2 separate regions of the Homo sapiens genome follow, and region 1 is linked to region 2. Evidence: chromatin loops called from intact Hi-C (ENCODE). Cell type or tissue: natural killer cell. All regions are shown on one strand. Each heading gives the region's core, and the rest is flanking DNA. Links, peaks and the distances in the headings are about the cores only. Region 1 overlaps ELF1 (E74 like ETS transcription factor 1). Region 2 holds the start of ELF1 (E74 like ETS transcription factor 1).

Evidence for each region. Peaks named below come from ENCODE experiments on the same cell type or tissue, not always from the same donor. Only the 100,000 strongest peaks of a DNase experiment are listed, where the experiment ranks them.
Region 1: a loop joins it to region 2, with 2.2 times the contacts of the local background. A loop is called at or near these places in 15 of 110 quality-filtered maps.

The regions. Positions count from the first base shown.
Region 1 is chr13:40,965,395-40,973,738 of GRCh38, forward strand. The region is part of intron 2 of ELF1 (E74 like ETS transcription factor 1); the gene reads right to left. Among named protein-coding and RNA genes, the nearest start is that of ELF1, 50 kb to the right of the region's middle. In natural killer cell, for the core only: no CTCF peak of the experiment used is centred there; a DNase peak (open chromatin) is centred at 4,417; H3K27ac peaks cover 1,247 bases.
Region 2 is chr13:41,016,111-41,024,454 of GRCh38, forward strand. It overlaps ELF1 (E74 like ETS transcription factor 1), which reads right to left and starts at 3,206. Exons shown (of 9, transcript NM_172373.4): 1 at 3,118-3,206. RefSeq lists an enhancer at 3,091-3,200. In natural killer cell, for the core only: no CTCF peak of the experiment used is centred there; DNase peaks (open chromatin) are centred at 1,241, 1,831, 2,181 and 3,241; H3K4me3 peaks cover 3,319 bases; H3K27ac peaks cover 3,639 bases.

The DNA of each region.
Region 1 (8,344 bases), core at 41-8,040, 51 kb before region 2:
GTGGATCACCTGAGGTCAGGAGTTCGAGACCAGCCTGGCCAACATGAAGAAACCTCATCTCTACTAAAAAATAAAAAAATTAGCTGGGTGTGGTGGTGTGCACCTGTAATCCTAGCTACTCAGGAGCCTGAGGCATGAGAAGCTTGAATCTGGTAGGCAGAGGCTGCAATGAGCCCAGATTATGCCACTGCACTCCAACCTGGGTGATAGAGCAAGATTTCATCTCAAAGAAAAAAAAAAAGAAATGAAGGTTTCAATGCTTCTTTGATGCCTTAACAAAAACATTACATTCCATTTGACTGGCTGCTACTTTAAAAAATGACCTTCCAAACCTTCCAAACACTTCTAAAAACTCTCATCATTTAAATAATTAGATTAAGCATCTTTTCTTTTATTTGCATCATGAAATCTAATTAAATTCTACTGGTGCTTATCAATTTTCGCTGTACAGTGGGAAACATTTAAGAATATCAATATTTGACCCCACATGGGATAAAATAAATCAGACTATCTGGGGGTGTGACCAGAGCCTAATATTAAAGCTCCCCAGGTGGGTCCAATTTGCATCCAGGCTTCAGGACCACCGCTCTGAAGAATGACAACATTCAAAACTGCATTCCCTAAGTTGAGTCAGCTCTAATTATTCTTGCTAAGATCTGGGATATTAGTAATTCAAACAATTACATTTTTATATTATTAGATCTTTTGCTATTTGTCACTTGCAGATTATTTTCCCCTTTGGTTTTTGAACAGAACCAAAATAAACCACAAACCATGGGAACAAGAGAGGGAAGATCTCCTGGAACTAAAATCTATCAAAGATCAGGGTTTCCAAAGCTTCAATATCTAGAAGCAAATTACTGCAGTGATAAAGTAATTTTCAATTGTTTCATAACTTTCTTGAAGGTCTTAACAGCTCCAAAGAGATTTCCCCTTTCTATTAATTATAGATAAATTTAGGATATATGTTGAAAGCAAAATTTCAGCAAACATTTTTGGAGCAATAATAAAATTCAAACCAAGTTTTAGCAGAAGAGAGTCACAGTTCCCCAAATTTCAACATTGTCCACGATATAGTTTCCACTTGTGGTTGATCACGTATGTGGCAATACCATCAAGTTAAAAAGAGAAGGAAAGCGACCAATGTAAGCAGGACATTATGTGACTCCCCTAACTAGGCTTGCTTGTTCCACATACCACAATCCAAGGTCCTATGTGGATATTTCAGAAACCATGAATCATTATTCCAACTTCATTAATAATTTTGTTCATCAAGTTTTTGGGTATCAAAAAGCACAAGAACTTTCATATAACTTGTTTACCAAGTTTCTCTAATAGCAGAACTCAATCTGGTATATGGTGATTGTGAAACATCCCATCAAAATCCTCTCTAAAATAGCTTAAAATGAAATACCTACAAAATATTTTCCCAAAACAAAAAGCAAGTTAAATTTAGTCTCTAGCATTTTTCCAAAGCAGACACTACTTTTTAAAGACAGGTGCAAAATGAGCACACCTTCGAGTAGTTCACGCAACATCTTTGCATCAAGGCAAGAAAACACCAAGAGGGGTCTGGTGCCTTACTCCTCCCACAGTCTTCAACAGCTCCCCTGACTCCAAAGCCTGTCCAATAAGCACACAAATTAAACACTGCACTTGCTATGAAAACACATCTTTGAGACAAATCCCTGTGCCCAGCCTTCAAATCAGACTGAGGCCCCAAAGCCTTATCCTATGAAGACACTGCTTTGAGGACTTCTGAATTATTCTTGAAATCACTTCCTTTTACATTTGATTTAAAAAACAAAAACCCAGCACCTTACTCTATTACAACACGATCTGACAGTACCTTACCATGCAGCAAATGCACTACATACACACATGGTGAACAGGGTGTAACAGTAAAAACTCAGGTTCTTATTTAAGGTAGGACTCCACCATGGCCTGGGTATTTGAACTCATGCAAGTTATCCAGCCTCTCTAAGCTTTAGTTCCTACATCTATTCAAAATAAGAATAATAGTATCTTCTGGAATTGTTGTAAGAATAATGTGTAAATAAATCATTTGTGATAATGCATGGCATATAGTAAGCAATAAATAAAATGTTTTGATGATTAAAGCCCTTCAATATTTGATACGGATAGAAATAAACACTCTCAAAAACTGACTTACTACAATCTCACATGGACAGGCATGGTTTTGTTTTTATTTTTTTGAGACAGGGTCTTGCTCTGTCGCCTCGCTGGAGTGCAGTGGCGTGATCACAGCTCACTGCATCTGTGAACTCCTGGGCTCATGCAATCCTCCTGCCTCAGTCTCCCAAGTAGCTGGGACTATAGGCGTATGCCACCATGTCTGGCTAATTTTTTTTTTTTTGTAGAGATGAGGTCTCTCTATGTTGCCCAGGCTGGTCGCAAACTCCTAGGCTCAAGCAATCCTCTCCTGCCTCGGCCTCCCAAAGTGCTGGGATTATAGGTGTGAGCCACCATGCCTTGTCCTTTTTGTTTATTAATTATTTTTTGCTTTATTTATTATTTCTTTTGCTTTCTTTAACCTTTAAGCTTTGTTGGGATTTGATTTTGTTTTATTTTTAATGAGAATAGTCTTTTCAAAACATAGGTGAACAAACCTTAACCATCCACACTTAGCAACAACATTTAGCTTCAACTAAAAGCAAATGTTGATACATATGTGTGTTCACTTTGTGAAAATTCATAAACTGCATGCTTATTACCGACATACATTTTTATATTAATGCTACACTTCAATAAGAAGTTTAAAAAGCAGAGGTCCATCTGATGGGAGAAACAAAACTTCAAAACATCTTCAAAATACTATGATGGTATTCCTTCATTACCTCATATAAACCATGATAAAATTAAAGGAAATCGCTACACACAGTACATCTACATGGATAAACACACACAAAAAATTAGGGTGACTGGTGAACAAAGTGAAAAGTTGAAATCCTTTCAACAAATCCCCATGGCACATTTTTAATAATTATCTTTGGGAATAAATAATACAGAACATATTTATATTCCAAGAGTATGAAACATCATTGCTTCCTTTCCATATAGTGCCCCTCCTCAATGGTTTCTACTATTTCTAAATTCCAAAGTGTATTTTAAATGATTTCAGGAATTGATGTATTACACAAAGCAAGCTAGGATTGTACAATAGATTTCCAAAGCCCAGTACAAAGTTTTCTGTGAAGAATTCTTCATAGCCAAATTCTCCACATACTTTAAAAAAATATGCCACTAAAACAGCTCCAAATATTTCTGTTGATTAACTCAAGCTCCCTGTAAACACTTTCTATATTCTTTTTTTTTTTTTTTTTAGACAGGGTCTTGCTCCGTTGCCCAGGCTGTAGTACAGTGGCACAATCACAGCTCATTGCAGCCTTGACCTCTGGGGCTCAAGCAATCTTTCCACCTCAGCGACATGAATAGCTGGGAGAACAGGCATGTGCCACCACACCCAGCTAATTTTTGTGTTTTTTGTAGAGATGGGGTTTTGTCATGTTGCCCAGGCTGGTCTCAAACTCCTGGGCTTAAGCAGTCCATCTGCCTCAGCCTCCCAAAGTGCTGGGATTACAGACATGAGCCATTGCGCCCAGGGACCTATTCCTTATTATAAAATAAAAAGCAGTTTTAGCAACCAGGCAGAAAAGTTTATGTAGTTGTAGTACCCACTGCTCAACACATTGGTCTAAATTATAAGAACATCATAGTTTTACTGACTACAGGTGTAGTACATGAGTCTAGTTCTTAAAAATGTTATACATAAATGTATTTGGGAAAAAGTAAAAAATCGCACTAATCCTAGATATAATCAGTATAAAAGACAATTTACTTAATAGTCTTCCATATTCTCTTTTTCCTTTATGGTTCTTTTTCTCTCTTATACCCTAGCATAATGGTTAAGAGTTTGGGCTCTCTCAGGTCAGTCAATTTCAATACAAGTGGCACTTTACAGTTGTGTGTTTCTGGGTAACATGCATTCCTTCAACCTCTTTGAGATTCCTCATTATACATGTTTTCCTTACTTGTAAAATGGGGATAACAAGAGTTGTCACACCATACAGGCTTTTAAAGATGAAAATATAAAATGCATATCACGTGCAGGGCCTGGCAAGGGTAAGAGACAATAAGTGTTCATTAATTATTAAACAGCACATAAATTTTTAGATTAGCCTAGTGTTTATATGTGTGTATGCAAATTCTGCCAGGTTTTGGTATCAGTGTTATGTCAGTTTTGTAAAACTGAATTAGGAAACTCTCTCTGAACCGAAACTGTTTAAATTAGTTCATTAAATTTTTAAGACAGGGTCTCTGTCAGTGAGACTCCAGGCTAGAGTGCAGTGGCACAATCATGGCTCACTGTAGCCTCTACCTCCTAGGCTTGAGATCCTCCCACTTCCGCTTCCCAAGCAGCTGAGATCAGAGGTACAGGCTGCCACATCATGCTAATTTTTAAATTTTTTGTAGAGATAGAGTCTTACTATGTTGCCCGGGCTGGTAAAGTTGAAAATCACTCACTCACGAAACTATCTGGGCCTACAGGTTTTGTGCATGTGGGGATTGTTCCCTGGCAATTTCCTCAGTTTCTTTCATTGTTACTGGCACATTTTCAAAGAAAAAAAAATCTACATTATTACCATTCCAAAAACTTAAAATATTTCAATGCATTAGCTCAAATGATATAGCAAATCCTTATACTGTTCTGCATTATCCCATCATCCCTTAAAATATAAACAAACAAATCAAGTGTCGTCAAGATTAATGAGGAAATTAACGAACAGCTAAAAGACAAATTATCCTCTAGTTGATACTCTAAAAGAGTGTTACTAAATCAGAACTGGAATCTAGACTTATTTAGTAATTCAGCTAGGTTACTTTGAACAGTAATTACTCTGGATGCCTTTGTAAGCTTGCCCTACAAATCTATCACAGGTGAAAGATTCTAATACAGGTCTCCTAGTCACTTAGTAATAAATTCAAGATAACATTATACTATAGAAAACGGGAAAAATACGATCTCTATCATACAGTGACTTGTAAGAATCCAAGTGTATACAGAAAAGACTGTAAACTACAAAGAGCTGTACAAGATGTTAGGCAGTGTTATCTTTACATTGTATTCAAGACTAAGGCAAGTAATGTTTTCTTGGCATGGAGGTTAACATGCAAAGATGCTGCTTTGGATGTTAATCTTCGTGCCAAGTATGTTTGGATGTTAACCTCCGTGCCAAGAAAACATACTTGTCTCTATTAGCCTCCTTACACTTCCCAATGGCGTTTGTTCTCTAATATCCTCATTTTTATGGATTATGTACCTGCTATAAATGTCACATAGATAAACATGTGGTTTAATTAAGGGGAAAAAAGGATTCAAGTGTCTGGTCAATGTACTTTCAACTAAAAAAACTCACTACAGCGCTGTGTAAAAAGTGTTCTCTAGTCTCTGTCTTTGGGAGTCTTTCAATATAATAAACTATAAAATAGAATACAGTGGTACCCCTAATGTAGTGATGACGGAAGCAGCTACTATGTTAAGGACGTCATATGGCTTTATCCACTCAATCCCCACAACACTAGGCTATATATTATTGACACATACTAGTCACCCAGCCAGAAAAAGCTGAAATCTGAACCCAAGCAATCTGACTCTAGAGTCCACAAGTTTAACCACTACCAGTACAGGATCCTATAGATAAACTACTTAGAATTTATTACTAAGTCATAATGAAAGTCTCATTTCAATTAACGCTTGGATAAAAAATGTATATTATATATAGATTGATAGTTATCTTCTAAATGATCACTGTATTAGACCTACAGCTGAAACAAGTTTGTTTTCTTTTTCTTTTTTTTTGAGACAGGGTCTTACTCTGTCACCCAGGCTACAGTGCAGTGGCAAGATCACAACTCACTGCAGCCCCCACCTCCCAGGCTCAAGTGATCTTCCCAACTCAGCCTCCTGAGTAGATGGGACCACAGGCAGGCACCACAACACCCAGCTATTTTTTTAATAGAAACGGGGTCTCCCTATGTTGCCCAGGCTAGTCTCAAACTCCTGGGCTCAAGCGATCTTTCTGCCTTGGCTTCCCAGAGTGTTGTGATTGCAGGCATGCGCCACTGCGTCTGGCCAGTATTTGAGTGTTTCTGAAAAAATCCTGGCTTCTCTCTTGCACAGCACCATCAAAAACATAAAGGTCTAAGTAAAATGGTCTTTTCTCCAGAATTCCCCAAGATAATGTTTGAAATTCCATTGCAAATCCTTGTGGAGTTATTTTTTAACAAAGTCTAATCCTAGTGTAACTGTGTCATGACAATTGGCTTTCTTTAGTCTTTGCCTAGATTCTTCTTTTTGTAGCCAGGATAAATTACAATTTGGCCATACATCTCAAAAAGTAAGAGTCAATGAGAATGATCTGTTTTCTTATTGGAATGTCCACATTAAAAGCTTAATAGTATTGGTGGGTTGTGTATGTGTGGGTATATGTAAACAGAATCAGTTATGAGGTAAACAAACAGGTAGTTTTTTTTTGGGGGGGGGTATAGTAAATTTTAACCAGATGTAAATGTTTACTTTACTTACAAACTAAGTAGATTAATAAATATCAGAGTAGTCACTACCAGACAGGTAAGTGTTTTAAACATGCAGATTCCATATAACTCAAAGAATTTTAAAAAATCATAAAGGGCAATTTCTGCTATGAAAAGATGGACTTTGACAAGAATCTTATACAATATGTACACAGCAAAGAATAAAATGAGGTAAGGCATCCTTGAATACAGGCAGTTTAGCTACAATAGAGTCTCTCCCAGAATGGAAAATTCATACTACCTGCTCATAGGTATGGGAGAAATTAGTGGTACTCCAAAAAAACTGAACAACGCCAGGGCAAACTATGTCGAAACAAATGTTAAAGGAAAATGCTCCCTTACGGCATAAGTCCACCAGATTTTTAAAATCCTGAGTCACAAGTTTATTGGCTTATTCTAGAATCAAGACAGCCATTCTGGATTATCAAAGGAAAAATGTGACAACAGAACAAAACAAAACGATCTGAATGAATTTGTATAACTGGTATGCAAGTCACAAAAATCACTTTCATCACCTCACTTACCCAGTTGGATAATAGAGATTATCCAGTGTAAGACAAGAGCTATTAAAGCTTTTTCTTGATTTATCTCAGGTCATTAATATGAGGACTGTTCCATGTACCATGCTATAGGTAAATGCATTGCATAAGCATTTAATGCTCATAACCTTGGGAGGTAATTCTGTTATTTTTGTGAAAGAAATAAAGCTCAATGATATGTAAAAACTTGTCTAAAGTTACACAGCTAGAGCCAGGCTCCCAAATTGATGTTTTTTTAATGCCATATCACACAGACTCTTGATTGACAAACATCAGTTTTCATGATTAAATGTTATGTCAAAGTTGTGGGCAGTGGACTGAACACACACTAATCAATCACTGTTTAAAAAATCATCTCCCACCTAAGTCTTTAAATAATACATTATTTCCGAATGTGTGTGTTGAGGTAGGAAAGGGGAGGGAGGAGATTACAGATAGCTGGGCTTCCCAGTAGCTCCTTTCCAACAGAACAATGGAATTTTGTTCTAAAAGTTCTTGTTTTTATTTTGCATATGCCACAAAATAAAGTAGAATAGGGCAAATGCAGAAATCATGTAAAACCATAAAATATAATAAATCATTAAACTGTCACCTAAAAGATCACCTTTTAGGAGGGAAGCTTCTTTCCTAACTTTAATCTTCGCATCATCCTGCTGATAAGTTTCCTGGTCTCGTATCTTCAGTACTTTCAACATCACATTTAGTGGGAACAGGTTAAATGGGTCAGCTTACAAATGTTTTACCAGTCAAAATATTATAATGTAGCATTTCTAACAACAATTCCTTGGCAATTTTCCAAAAGAAGAATTGCTCTAATATTGAGAATTTTGGTTACTATTTCTAAAACACACACAAACAATTATTTTCATCAGTACTCTCTAAATATGTTGAAAATGACCCTCTTTTTTAAAAAAGGCCAGTTACACTAACTGTTTATATAACTGCCTATCTTTTATGTGCTATGTGTTCACTGAAATGGAAAGGAGACAAAAATTTTCAAGATCACATAGCAAAACTAAGACACATCAAAGGTGTCAAATGTTAGGGGAAATTTTTTTAAGTTATTTTTAGAAGCAACAGAGGTGCTAATTTCCTTTTTTTTTTTTTACCCAGGAAGGCTATTCTAGGTGATTGAGTATTTTCTGGGAGAAGACGTTGCCAACTCTATTTCTGACAAGAAACTGACCAAC
Region 2 (8,344 bases), core at 13-8,012:
TCAGTGGTTGGTTCTGTTCTTTACTTCACTTGTTAACAAGCCCTGTTTTCCCAACAGGAATTTAAGTTTATGAAGATAAAGCCCATGTTCCTAGCCTTTTGTGCTTTTTGTTTTTTAGGACAATGATGGCCACACTGTGGACGATTTCGCACCGAATTGAGTTAGGGCACTCAGAAATTTAGGAGATTCAGCAGTTATGCATAAACCATTAAAAATCTGAATTTCAGACCTAGAGAATTTCCAACCACCCCAATAAAACACACCAAAAAGTTAACAGACAAAAGATTTTGTATATACCAAACAATTCTCTTATTTCAAAGGAGGAGGAGAAGATGTGACAAAGATAAATAAAATGAGATTACTATCTTATAATAAGGTCAAATTTAAGATAAGTGTAATGTTAAAGCTTAGACACCTCTGGATTTTGTAAAGTCACATGCAAAGTTTTACACATACACATATTTTAGTATAACAAGGTATCACATTAAACAATATTTGCCCTCCTAAAAGAATATGAGGCAAGGATGGGCACGGTGGCTTGTGCCTGTAATCACAGGACTTTGGGAGGCCGAGGTGAGCGGATCACCCAAGGTCGGGAGTTCAGGACCAGCCTAACCAACATGGAGAAACCCTGTCTCTACTAAAAATACAAAATTAGCTGGGCGTGGTGGCGCATGCCTGTAATCCCAGCTACTTGGGAGGCTGAGGCAGGAGAATTGCTTGAACCCGGGAGACGGAAGTTGCAGTGAGCCGAGATTGCACCATTGCACTCCAGCATGGGCAACAAGAGTGAAACTCCGTCTCAAAAAAAAAAAAAAAAAAAAAAAAAAAAAAAAAATATATATATATATATATATATATATATATATATGAGCTAAAACTAAAGCAGAAATAAAACTGTCTTTGTATCTAGAAGCTCAAATTTAATTCCCACCTCTTCATATTTCCATCTAAAGCCATCTTAAAATAAGCAGTCATGAACAAAAAAATTCTAACAGTGAAAAACAAAAAGTTGTTGTAGAAATAAAATGAATGCATCATCTTTCTGATGAAAAAGAAAACTACATTTTCAAAATCATTGGTTGATCCATTTGGTTGCAACTTATCACCAAGATTATCACCAAACATCTTAATTAAGGTTTTATTTACTCTTAAGGAAATATAGAGCATTTCAAACAAAGCATCACTTGTGACTGGCACAAGCAGTTCCAGACTGCGAAGCCCTGCCATTAGGTACTGCATGACCTCAAGCAAATCACAGGACCTCTGTGGGCCACTGTTTCTTCATCTATAAAAGTGAGGCAGTTGGACAATCTTCAGTCACTTTCAGCACTAAAGTTCTATAAATCACTAATTCTAAATTTAATTCTGATGGGTCAGTTCAAACTTACATTCAATCTTATGGAAGGAAAAACGTGGAGAGGGAAATACTTAATAAATTGTTCTGGTCTTTTCTTGGTTCTCTTCTTTTTACCCCCCCTTCTCCCTTCTCCTTGAAACTCCACTTCAGTCTCTATCACGTAAGAAAATACATAAACAATATCTATACTACTTTAACTGTACCAGCTTCTTAAATTTAAGAAACCAAATTCCTCTACTTCTCTTTAATAAATAAGATCTTAATTATGCCGCTTATTTGTGTGCCTCTTGATTTTTCTCTTATGGATCACCACCTTAAAAAAGTTAAAAAAAAAAATAGAAAAGTCTTCATTAGATTTTTCACACAGACCAGACTAGAAGTAAATACAGCTTTTGCTTACTCAAAGGCTGACTAAACCAGCAATATGCAAACAAAGATGATAGCAAATGGCTCAGCTGAATTGGTAAAATGTCCGCTGTGTCTTTCTTGTAAGACCGCAAAATTGAGATCTGTTAATATCAACAATCCTTACAAAAGAGTAAGAAATAATAACTGATTGCCTTTGTCTCTTCCCTTTAATCTGACAGGCCTTCAAGCACTTAGTAAGTGCATAGCAAATTCTCAAAGAACTAGCTAAATATCATTTTGGTCAACAAGAAATGATTTGGCAAGTTTTATATCCAAAAACTTTATTTTTTGGAATCACTGCATATTCCAATTTTATCTTCATAAATATGTTTCAGAAATAAAATACTACTGCACTCATCTTTACAGAGCACCTAGAACTTTAAGGCACAGTAGGATGTATACTTGCCAGCCAAAATCTCATAACTACAATGACAAGTACTTCAGGAAAAGACTGAGCAATCTTTTCATTTACAGAAGGTTTTTAATTCAAGGCAGGCAAATTTTAAGAACAGTAATACAAAAGGAAGGCCAATACTCATCACTTTTTCTTTTTACACAAAATTGAAATAACTACGTTTCCTTAGAAGACAGCTTTACTTCTAAGGTTGTTACTCAGAACAAGTTTTCAGTGTGAATTATAAAACTTCATTTTTTTCTAATAGTAAATGAATCATTCTAGTCTTTCTTCCTCTATTTAATATTCACTTTTACTTGTTATCTAAATAATCTAATATTCATTTTTACTTATTATCTAAATAACAATTCATTTAAATTTCCATTGGGTTTCCAAAATGAAACATTTAATATAATTTCATTAACTTTAAAAAACAGAGAGGGAGAAAAAAATAAATAAATAACAGTCAATGAGCAACACCTATGGCTGAGTTGTCCCAAAACTTCACCCTTAGCTAAAATGCCAAAACAAAGCCACTGCCCCTGGATATTTAACATCTATATCACACAGGAATAATACGGTTTACTTAACTGTAACTTCAACTACCCCAAAAAATACAATTAGGTTTTTTAAATTAAAATTTGACCTTAGTTTGCTTTGTGGTACTTAAAAACAAATAAACAAACAAAAAACCTCTTTTATTCTTAAATTACATAGAAAAAAAATCACAAAGACATACAAAATGCTTTAGCAAGAAGATCTAAAACTTTCCAGAATTTCAGTGCTTTGTTTCCCCCTAGCAATTAAGTTCAATCAGGCATGTGACTGACCACACACATTTTATCAGAGGGTTAAAGAACACATTCAGCCATGTTCTTCAACAGGTAAGAACCACCCTCTGTTTATCAGCTCAAGAAAAAGCCAGAAGCAAACATACAAAATTGTAACAAGTTACCTTCAAGTATTCTTTCTCTATCGTCTTTTGAGCTTGAAAATAAAAAGCAATCCGACAAGTTTTAGCTGTTAAAATGGCTCCTGTAGATTGGGGAAGTGGTGTCTGTGCTTCAGCTTATGAGTCATACATGAAACCAAGTGTTTCTAAGGGAGGCACGCCCATGTTGCTGTGGACCCAATTATTCTGCTAGGTCAAACATGCAAATCTGCAGGTAAAAACGGTATAGGAAAGTGGGGATGAAGAGGCAAGGAGCAAGATCTACCTTGATTAGACCATTACTAAGCTCATATTAATTGCCATAATTTAAAACTAACAATAAAATAGAGTAAGAACCTACAAGGGAGCAAAATTAAAAACTATATATTGTTTTAAAATATAAAAATCTCAATTTTTAAAAGTTGCTTTACTATATCAAATAAAACTGTGAAAGGAAAAAAGTATGAAAGGGGATGGAAGGGAGATAGCAAACTCTGTGGCTCTTAATGTAACAATGGACTGGTGAGTGTAATCTGGCTACTCATTAACCCTCATATGAAAGAGATATATTGCTATGTAGTCTGGAAAGGCTAGCAAACTACAAAGCCAGATGCAGATCTGTAAGTTCACTAAACAGATAAAATCCACTAGAAAATTCAAAGTTCAGTGGAAAAATAAGTGTGAATTAAACTGGTTTACAGAATTTTTAAAAACCCACACTCCAATGTTAGGAATTTAAAGTCCAACAAAGCAAAATGATTTTAAATAAACTGCAAGCTTGATAAAACCCTTTTAAAAAAGTATTGGTACGATCATAGTTCATAACTCTACTACTTCCAAATGATAGCTACAGTTTGACTTACCTTTCAAGCAAAATTTTCTACATGTATTTCAAGCCTCTTGTGCCAGGCACCCTGCTACAGCTCCACTGCAATTGTGGCAAGGCCAACCTAAGGGGACAACTGTGGCCAGTGAAGCTCTGCCTTCCAAGTCAGAATACATCTGACAAAGTGCCCAAGCCACTGAAATATTACTACACCTACTTATTCTGGCCTCTGGGTGAATACTTATTAATTTATTCTAAGAGCTTAAATTAATCAAAATGGCTTGAAAGCACTAAGTACTTCCAAAGCGCTTGAAATGATAAATGCAACTCAATAGATAGCCTTCGTCCTGGTATCTTACAAAAAGTAAATAGGATTTAGCAAGGTTTTCTCCCTTTAGTTAATTAGTTGGGAGTTTATTCTGGCTTACCAGAGGCATAGTTGAGAGCACAAGCTGTCACTGACTTAGGAACTTTACAAAATGCTGCAAAACAGCAATGATTGTGAACCAACTTTCTGCCTGCTGTCTATTTATTCCTTACACTGAAGATTGCTTGGTTTATCCTTTTACTGAAAAATAATCTCCATGGTTTTACAAACTGTTAATTAAAAATTTATTAAAAAGAAATATAGACCATGTTTTCTCCTGTCAAATGTCATATTTAGCTTACTTTAGTTCACTTACACAAAATGACTATTCAGAGCCCATGCACCAAGAAACAAGGTCCGCTGAGCAGTCACGGGAGATTCACTTGTTCCCTGGAAAGTTCCCCCCAGGTAATTTTCCATATCTGAAATTTATTTTAGATAACATGAATGTAAACCTAACAATTTGATTATCTTCTTTTGGCTAATTAGAAATAAAAACTGTAACAGGTAAAAGAGGGCAACAGTATTATAAAAGGATGTCAGAAAAAGTGAAATAGCTGATAATGACATTAAAAAAACCCACCTTACAAAACTAAAAATAAACATAACTTTAAAAGTATTCAGATATGAAGCCATTATATAAGGTCAGTAAGTTGTAATATTCCCTAAGTATATTACCATACACTAAGTGTCTCCAAGTCAGCATTAGTTTAAGACAGGCCTTCGAAAGCCAAAGTGTGTAACATCAAGTGTGTGAGATGTTTTATGTAGAACAGGTATCTAAAAGGATAAGCTTCTGCTATTGAGAAAATCCATTTATATAATGCACCTCATTACTTAATAATGGCAAATATTCCAAACATAATTTAAAGGAAGTACTCTGGCCACCAGTAATGTGAAGAGAATTAAAGGGAAAATAATTACACCTCTTCAACAGAAACAAATATCTTAGCTGTTCCTAAGGAGATGACTCCAGAGCTGCCATTACAATATATTATCCCTCTGCCCAGGGGTATCCCTATTAGCATTATTCTATCACCTACAGGAACTGGATCCTTGTTCTATTTACAGCCCCAATAAGTCAATCTCTGCATATGAGAGGATCAAAGAGAAAAAAAAAGGCAAACAGTTTGACACAGGTTCTAGTCAATCTACTTGGGTTTCAATCCCAGCTCTGCTACCTATTAGCTATGTAATCTTGGGCAATTACTTAACAATCCTGCATCATAACTTATTTATCTATCATTTAGCCTAATAGTATCTACCACACAGATTATGAGGATTAAAATAAGTCCACACACTGCTATCCAGACTACATAAAGCACTTTCACAACTCAAAAATAGGAAAACAATCCAGTTTTTTAAATGGTCAAATCTGAATAGACACTTCACTAAAGAAGTCATACAGATGGCAAAAAAAGTACATGAAAATATCTCAACATCAATACTCAATAGGGAAATGCAAATTAATGTGACACCACCACAACAAAACAAAACAAAAACCACCAATAATACCAAGTGTTGATGAGAACATGGAGCGACTACAACTCTCATATATTGCTGGTGGGAATGCAAAAGTTTAGCCACTTCGGAAGATAGTTTAGCAGTTTCTATAAACATACACTTATCACATGATCCAGTAATCCCATTCCTAGGCATTTACCCAAGAGAAATGAAGATATGTGTCTATTTTAAAACTTCTATGCAAATATATATAGCAGTTTTATCATTCACCAAATATTGAAAACCCAAATAATGTCCATCAATGTGTGAATGGATAAATCCATGTAATGGAATGGTATAGTATATCCATATAATGGAATGCTACTCAGCAACAAAAAAGGTCTGAATTTCTGATATATGTGACAACATGGATGAACCTAAAAGCATTAGGCTGAACAAAATAAGACTGACTCCATGACTCTGTATGATTCCATTTATATGTGACATAATGGAAAAGGCAAAACAGAAGGCACAGAAATCCTATCAGTTCTAGGGGCTGGAAATGAGGGGAGGGGGTTGACTACAAAGGAAGACAAGGAACTGTTGAGGGTGACAGAAATATTCTGTATCTTGACTGTGGTACCGGTATATGACTTATGTACATTGTCAAAATTCATAGAGCTATAAAACTAAATAGGGCAAATTGTACTGCATATAAACCATACCTCAATAAAACTGATTTTAACAAAAAGAAATCTAGGCCAGGCACGTTGGCTCACGCTTGTAATCCCAGCACTTTGGGAGGCCAAGGCAGGTGGATCACTGAAGTTCAGGAGTTCGAGACCAGGCTGGCCAACATGGTGAAACCGTCTCTACTAAAAATACGGATATTAGCCAGGTGTGGTGGCAGACACCTGTAATCTCAGCTACTCAGGAGGCTGAGGCAGGAGAATCGCTTGAACCTGGGAGGTGGAGGTTGCAGTGAGCCGAGGTTGCACCACTGCACTCCAGCCTGGGTGACCAAGCAAGACTCTGTGTCAGACCTCCACATTTTGTAACAAATATCCAAGTTCTGCACATGTACCCCAGAACAGAAAGAAAGAAAGGAAGGGAGGAAGGGAGGAAGGAAGAAATAAATCTAGTTTAGGTATATGAAATGTACATACTGTGGGTATGTTTATTTATAAAATTAGATATGGATCAAGTCAGTATATACCTTATATAAAGCTTTCATGGCTGCTCATGGAATTGTCAACATGTATATTTGAACTATTAGCTGAGAGAGATTGAGTCAACTGAATGAATTTAAATGCCAACTAAATTTCAGATACTATTTATTTCCTCCACCAAAACAGAATTTATAAAAAGAATTTATTGTGCTAGGGCTCATTTTTCCTTTTTACTGTTACCTCTTCCCTTTGAACTCAAATCTCAAAACTTCTAGTACAAAAATACAGAATACTCTAATTTCCATATCTAGGAAACTTAGGCTAAAAAAAGCTTTGTTTGAATCCGCCCCATAGGTCGGGAGCTAACATGCTATGACTATCAGAGATGGAAAAAGAAAAGATCACACCATTAAAATGGCAAATGACCAAAATCAATGTTCCCCACTATTTAAATAGAAAAATAAAATTCAGAAGACTGAGATTGAGTGTTATGAATCTTTCAATCATGCAGAATTTATTTTGTTGATGTTAATGCCTCTCAAAAATATAATCCCAGGTTCCAAGAATTGTGTAGAATTTCTACATGTGAGCTTAAACGTAAAACACAGTTAATTTTCTATGCTCTATCACTAGCTTTGTTAAACCAAATCCTCTTTCCCACTTCTGCACGGACAGGTAACTAGGTGGTACTTTTTACCACCCACAAAAAGCAGGCCTCTTAGGCAACAGTCTATGTATTTTCAGGGGCTTATCAAAGGCAAAAGGGGCCATGGCTTTTGTCTGCACTATATTCCCATCACCTAGGACAAGGCCCAAAACTCAGCAGAAATTCAGAGACATGAATGAGTGACTTTCCTAAAACTGCTCACTGAGGGGAAAAATGTAGCATATCAGGATTTTCGTAAACATTGAAATATCTTTAAAGACATGACTTGGCCCCTATGACTTGATATAGACAAATTCAAGGTTCTATTGCAGGTATTATTCTGGGTATTACTGTTTCCTCTGATATTAAAAATAACCAAGAATTGATGGTATGATTATATTCTTTATAAAGCTCCCAGGTAATATGCTGACTGCAATCTCAAGTTGTTTGTATAGACATATTTTATCTCTCATAATTAAATTTTAAATTCAATATTAAAAATAATGTATCTTTTACTTCAGTAGCCTGTAACCAGGAATGTACCCCTGAAGGAGCTTTATGAAGACACATGCCAACTCCTGGAAATGGATTCAGTAGTGCAGGTGGAGGTCAGGCTTATGAGAACCACTGCTGTTTTTGTTTGTTTGTTTGTTTGTTTTGGGGGGGGTGGCTGTTTTTGTTTTTTGAGACAGAGTTTTGCTCTGTCACCCAGGCTGGAGTGCAGTGGCAGGACCTTGGCACCTCAGCGTAAAGCAATTTCTGCCTCCCAGGCGATCCTCCCACCTCAGCCTCCTGAGTAG